Regions from separate parts of the Homo sapiens genome. Here region 1 is linked to region 2. A link is a contact called in ENCODE POLR2A ChIA-PET data. All regions are on one chromosome and are shown on one strand. The core of a region is the stretch at or near the end of the contact, and the rest is flanking DNA. Distances in the headings are between cores, read along the strand shown. Region 1 holds the start of EPCAM-DT (EPCAM divergent transcript). Region 2 overlaps TTC7A (tetratricopeptide repeat domain 7A).

What was found. ChIA-PET counts read pairs that join two places held with the same protein, here RNA polymerase II (POLR2A).
Region 1: POLR2A ChIA-PET joins it to region 2 with 10 read pairs in PC-9. The contact joins the promoter of EPCAM-DT here to the enhancer-like site in region 2. POLR2A ChIA-PET finds 5 or more read pairs at or near these places in 8 of 52 experiments (A549, BJ, Caco-2 and 5 more).

The regions. Positions count from the first base shown.
Region 1 is chr2:47,343,586-47,346,607 of GRCh38, forward strand. It overlaps EPCAM-DT (EPCAM divergent transcript), which reads right to left and starts at 1,489. Exons shown (of 5, transcript NR_110208.1): 1 at 1,316-1,489.
Region 2 is chr2:47,064,293-47,067,549 of GRCh38, forward strand. The region is part of intron 19 of TTC7A (tetratricopeptide repeat domain 7A); the gene reads left to right. Among named protein-coding and RNA genes, the nearest start is that of STPG4, 89 kb to the right of the region's middle. RefSeq lists an enhancer at 2,096-2,654. Within about 2 kb of position 1,664, at least 9 of the 41 ENCODE cell types and tissues checked have a DNase peak (open chromatin) inside an H3K27ac peak, as active enhancers do; they include PC-9, where a contact is called at or near this core.

The DNA of each region.
Region 1 (3,022 bases), core at 239-2,738, 280 kb after region 2:
TCCCTCTATTTTTAATAATTTTAAATGTTTCCCCAATACTTAGCTAAGCAAAGAAGGAAAAAGTGTACTTTTATTACACAGTCAGTTCTGGATAATTCTAGGGGAAATTCTTCCATTTTAGAAATCTCTGCTTTCTTCTTTTCTCCCAGATTCTTCTCATTAATTCCCTCAGTAAATATTTGTCTGTGGCAGGGTGCAGTGCTCGTGCCTGTAATCCCAGCACTTTTGGAGGCTGAGGTGGACGAATCACCTGAGGTCAGGAGTTTGAAACCAGCCTGGCCATCATGGTGAAACCTCGTCTCTACTAACAGCACAAAAATTAGCTGGGCATGGTGGTGCGTGCCTGTAATCCCAGCTACTTGGGAGGCTGAGGCAGGAGAATTGCTTGAACCAGGAGGCGGAGGTTGCAGTGAGCCAAGATCACGCCACTGCATGCCAGCCTGGGTGACAGAGCAAGACTCTGTCTCGGGAAAAAAAAAAAAAAAAAACTATATATACATACATACATATATATATATATATATATAAAATGTACATATATATTTATCTGGCACCTACTAGATGCCCCAGGTACCATGGTAGGCACAGGTGTACAGTGATGAAGAGCATTTTCCTATAAAATATTACCCAGGCTGACTCCAAGTTTTAATACCTCAGGTAGGAAAAGGAGGAGAGTGTTAGTAAAATGTTTGCCGTTGAATTTCACCAGCGTAAAAACAACATTCTGGGAAATAATTATCTGCACTTCAGTTCTTTGGGGTGGTACCGGAGGGAATCTTTACAAAGGTGGTATTAATGGAGAAGAGGAAGGGAAGGATCCTTAGTGATGGGTTGTTTTTCCAAGCACCTCGATCTAGTGGATTTCCTTTTTTTTTTTTTGAGATGGAGTTTCGTTTTTGTCGCCCAGGCTGGAGTGCAATGGCGCGATCTCGGCCCACTGCAACCTCCGCCTCCCAGGTTCAGGCGATTCTCCAGCCTCAGCCTCCGGAGTAGCTGGGATTACAGGCACTCACCACCACGCCCAGCTAATTTTTGTATTTTTAGTAGAGACGGGGTTTTGCCATGTTGGCCAGGCTGGTCTCAAACTGATCCGCCCACATTGGCCTCCCAAAGTGCTGGGATTATAGGTATGAGCCACCACGCCCAGCCAGTATTTCCTATAAATAAATGCTCCTATAAATAAATAGTACAAATACCTTTCCAAATCTGAGAACTACTAGTGAGCATCAGTTTTAGAGATAAATAGAACAAAGCTCCTTTTCTGCAGTAAGAATATATTAGCTTAATGTTGCTTTTTAAAAAAGTTTCCACTGACCTTAAAAACACTGAAATCCAAGAAATTGGATTCTGGAATCTGAGGGCGAGGGAATCCCAGGGTTGTGGACACGCGGTCACATCAACAACAAAAACAAAAAGGAAATGAAAAAAAAAAAGGGACAGCAGCCTGAAATACTAAGAATCCAGGTCCCTGCAGGAAGCCCAGGGGACTGCCAGGAACACAGCCCCATCCCGGCCACGTGATCATTCTCTAGCCTTCCCCTGGGGCCTGGAGACAAAGGAGAGGGGAGGAGACTTGGGGACAAAGAGCAAGAGCTGTAGAGTCTAGCCCTGGGGTGAGGATGCCACGGCTACCCGGCTGTGAGTTTCTGCCTTTGTTTTTTGATCTTTCCCAAAGGAAGTTAAACATTAATCCGAGCTGTAAAAGGACTAAGTAAGCAAAGGTGCCTGTGAGAACCTCTAAGGCACCTGGTCATCCAGTCTGCCCGCCACACTGAGAGCAAAGCGTAAAGGGGAAAGGCTTTCACAACCAGCTCGAGCCCCCAGCCCCTCCTTTCGGGGTTCTTCCCTGCCTTTCAGAGTCTCCCCTCCCACTTCTCCTTTGGATCTCTGGGCGAACCTCTTTCCTTTCTGCCTCCATCTTAGCATTTATGCCTTAAGTTGCTGTCCCTATGCTGAAATAAATTCATTACAGAAAAGTATGCTCCCTGATAAATGGGTATCAGGTAACGACCAATGGTGAGAAGGGAGATAGTTTTTGTTCTTTGATGTTGTTTAAAAAAATTGCAAATGTCATGACAACGAGGCCAGTCAAGAAGACAAGGTGAAAGCCGGACAGAGATTCAGGTCCTTGCATGGCTGTGGAATCCATTTCCTCTGGGTACAGTGAAACTGCTTCCCCTAGCTTCCATTTATGATGATTTCCATTATTTGGAACGTTTGTTACTCTTTCTCTCTCTTTCTGTCACACACATGGGTACAGTGAGAGCTAGATGCAGTTTAGAAACCAAATCTCTGTTGAACAGACTGTTAATTTAAATTTTTGAAAACAAGGAAAAAGGAATAAAAATTCTAGTTCTGTAGTTCAGTGTTGAGTTTATTTTCCTTGTCTTGTTATTAGGAGTTTTGCCTTTGTCTCCTACCTGCTTCTGTTCCTCTCTGATTTCTCTTGTGGCTGATGGAGAGGAATTTTGGTATTGCATGTTCTTCTGAGACTCCTGGCGATGCTTTCCCAATTATAGAGCGAAAATACTCATTATGAGGCCAGTTTTAAAAATGGCCAGCTAGGCAGATATAAGGTTTTTCATGGTTGTTTAATTAATCTGTAATTAGCTCTGAGGGCACCACTTTTCTTTAATTTTGTTTTTGTTTGTTTCTTTGTTTGTTTTTGTAATGGAGATACTTACCTACAATAGGCTGAACACAGTGAGTCACACCTGTAATCCTATCACTTTGGGAGGCCAGGCTGGAGAATAGTTTGAAGCCAGGAATTTGGGTCCAGCCTGGGAAACATAGTGAAACCCAAGTCTCAAATAAAAATAAAAATAATAATTTACATATAATAAAACGCACAGCTCTTAGAGGTACAGAGAGTGTTGACAAATGCATACACGTGTGTAGCCCACACCTCTATCAAAATATAGAACATTTCCATCACCTCCTAAGGATTTCCTCATGCCTTTTCCCAAGGGAGGGGACTCCCAACTCCCTCCCTGTCCCAGGCAACTTTGTTCTGATTTCTGTC
Region 2 (3,257 bases), core at 414-2,913:
AGTGGAAATGAAATCACAGGAGCAGGTCCTGACAGTCTGCCAGTGTGGTCCCAGACTTCTCTCCAGTAGCTGGAAATCCCACTCAGCTGGGGTATTCAGAACTGAATTCACTGGCAGAAAATTCTAGCCAAGAAGGGGAAGACTGAACTTTGCCTGCCTGCCAATGGGGAAACGTGAGAAGGAAGGCAGAGGCCCTCCCAGAATGCGCAGGAGTCGCTGGTTGACACTGCTCTTCAGAGAGGGCTTCAAGGCTTGCCCAGGAAGGGACCCCCGGCAGCCTGCACTCCTCTTGGAGCTTATCTCTGCTCTGCCACCTCCCTGGATCCCCTCTGCACCAGGCACTTCCAAGGGCAGAAGAGGTACCTGAGGAAACCAGGGAGTCCCAACAGTGACTGGTGGAATGGTTGGGTCATTGAGAGCCCTCCCAGGAAGGGGGTTCCTTTGAAGTCACCTGACCTTCATGGTGGGAGGGTCATTGGTTGGTCATGAAGCTGAGATTAGAGCACCTCAGGGAATGACTGGCTTGACTTGGTTTCCCAGTGTAAGGAAGGAAAAAACAATTTTCCCTCTACCTTTCTGAGTTCTTAGCTGGGACCTTGGTAACAGGAGACAGATTAACAAGGAAAAACAAACAGAACTTTATTAACATGTATAAAATGTATTCATGGGAGATACTCAGGGAAAACGAGAAAAGCTTAAAGAAGTAGCTTAGAGGCCCAGCTCAGTGGCTCACGCCTGTAATCCCAGCAGTTTGGGAGGCCGAGGCGGGCGGATCACGAGGTCAGGAGATCGAGACCATCCTGGCTAACACGGTGAAACCCCATCTCTACTAAAAATACAAAAAATTAGCCGGGCGTGGTGGTGGGCGCCTGTAGTCCCAGCTACTCGGGAATCTGAGGCAGGAGAATGGCGTGAACCTGGGAGGCGGAGCTTGCAATGAGCCAAGATCACGCCACTGCACTCCAGCCTGGGTGACAGAGCGAGACTCCGTCTCAAAAAGGAAAAAAATGAGGTAGCTTAGAACTGTGGCTTACATAGCATTTTCAACCAAGAGCATACAATTTAAAAGAAGCAATGAGACAAAGAAAAAGGACTTGGAGTCTCTGGGGATGGCAAATTGTGGGAAGACAAATCAATGGGAAACTAATGGTAGACAAAGGCCAGTTAGCAGCGCTTGTTATGTAGATTCCTTTGTGCCATCTCCAGGCTGATAAGGTTCTAACGTTGTCTTCTGTGATCAACCTTTGTCCTTCCTGGTTGAGAGGGGAGGAGGAACACCCTTATAAATTTATATCCTGCTTTTAGGCAAATAGGGGGAGGGCAGAGAGCTTTTCTTTTCTCTGCTTCTTCTCAGTTGCCTTCAGCTCAAAACAGTCCTTACGCCCAAGTGACATATTTGGGGGTGGCATGTTCTGCTATCCTTCAGCAGCCCCTGAAGAAGGTCCTAGCCCTGGCCACAGAGCCACCCACTCTCCCTGCCCTCAGCTTGGCTAAGGAGAGTGTGGACACTTTGGTGCAGCTTGTCTGCACTGCAAGAGACAACTTGACACCCTCAAGCATGAGTGGACAAGCGAGGTGTCTGGGTGGCACTCTGCCCTCTTCTCCCAGGGGCAGACTCTGGAGAGGAGGAGTTTCCTGGTCCCTCCCCTTCCCCAGCCCCTCCCCTCCTCATGCTTTCTTCTTGGTGAGGGAGCTCCAGGCTCTCCAGAACCTCTCCCTGTCAGGCACCCCAGCAGTAGTGGGGAGATGGCTCTGCATGAGCTTTGGCTAATTTGGTAATTCCTGGGATGCAGTTACTGAAGCATTCCTGGCATGTGACCCAGCTTCTTCTCTCCCCAAATGCCCCTGGAAAGACAGGAAGACAGTGTTGTTATCTGCATTCCTCTTGATGACAGAGTGACGATGAATGATTTCCCTTTATTGGTTCCCTCTTGCTGCCAGTGTGGAGCAGGCCGCCTCATTCTTTAAGTGGGTTTGCAGGATCAAGAGCGTGGGTATGGCCTCAGAGCCTCTCATCCCTCACCCCAGGCTGTGGCATGAGGGGGCACATCTTAAATCCCCAGAAGCTCCCTACTGCCACCCCTGGTACCTCCCAAGGCGGGACCTGAGTCACTGAGGGCCAGAGCTCTGCCCATCCAAGCCCAGAGCCTTTTTAGGTGCTCTGGGACTCTAACAAGAAGGCTCTGGTCTCTAAGGCCAAAAGGATGAACTCTCTGGCCACACAGAGCTTCACCCATCACCCCCTCCGCCTGCTGGCTGGCCCTCTCCCCCATCATGGAGGGTTGGACCAGATATGAGAGGTGACAAACCTAAGACAAGCAGCCCTGCGTTATGGGGGCGCTTGAGGGTTACTTTCCTCACTGGGTGTCTCAGTCCATTTTGTGTTGCTGTAACAGAATATCTGAGGCTGGGTAATTTATTATTATATTTTGTTTTTATTTTTTGTAGAGACAAGGTCTCACTATGTTGCCCAGGTTAGTCTTGAACTCCTGGGCTCAAGGAATCCTTCCGCCTCAGCCTCCAAAAGTGCTGGGATTACAGGCATGAGCCACCATGTGTGGCCTTTTTAAAAAATATATTTTTTATAGTAATTTACAATAAGCAGAAACTTTTTATTTGGCTCACAGTTCTGGAGGCTGAGAAGTCAAAGATCGAGGGGCACATCTGGCGAGGGCCTTCTTGCTGCCTCATCCCATGGCGGAAGGTGGAGGGGCAAGAGAGTGTGAGAGAAGGGGAAGCCGAACTCATCCTTTTACCAGGAACCCCCTCCCAAGATAACAGCATCAATCCATTCAGGAGGGCAAAGCCCGCCTGACCTCATCACCTCTTAAAGGTCTCACACTTCAATTCTGCTGATTGAGGCTTAAGTTGCTAACACATGAATTTTGGGGGACACATTCAATCCATAGCACTGGCTCAGTTTTTTCTGCTATCAAATTGGGATGATAATCTAGACTCTCTTGTGACTTCAAGGAGCAGTTTTAGGGCTCAGGTGAACTGAAAGCTGTGAAAAGATAAGTCAACGTTGGGCATTTTTATCACTATATTCACATAGATGACTTGGTGGCACGTGGCCTGAGCCTGAGCCCCACCTGGGACCAGGCTGGTTTCTGTTGGACCATTCTTAGTGTGGGATGAGGGTCTTTGGCCCACATTTCCTTGTGATGCCAGCAGGGTGCTGAGAAGACAGGGAGGGAGTGCCTGGCAGAGACAGGGACCTCCAAGATGCCTTCGAGGTTCTCCTACGGTTGGTTGGC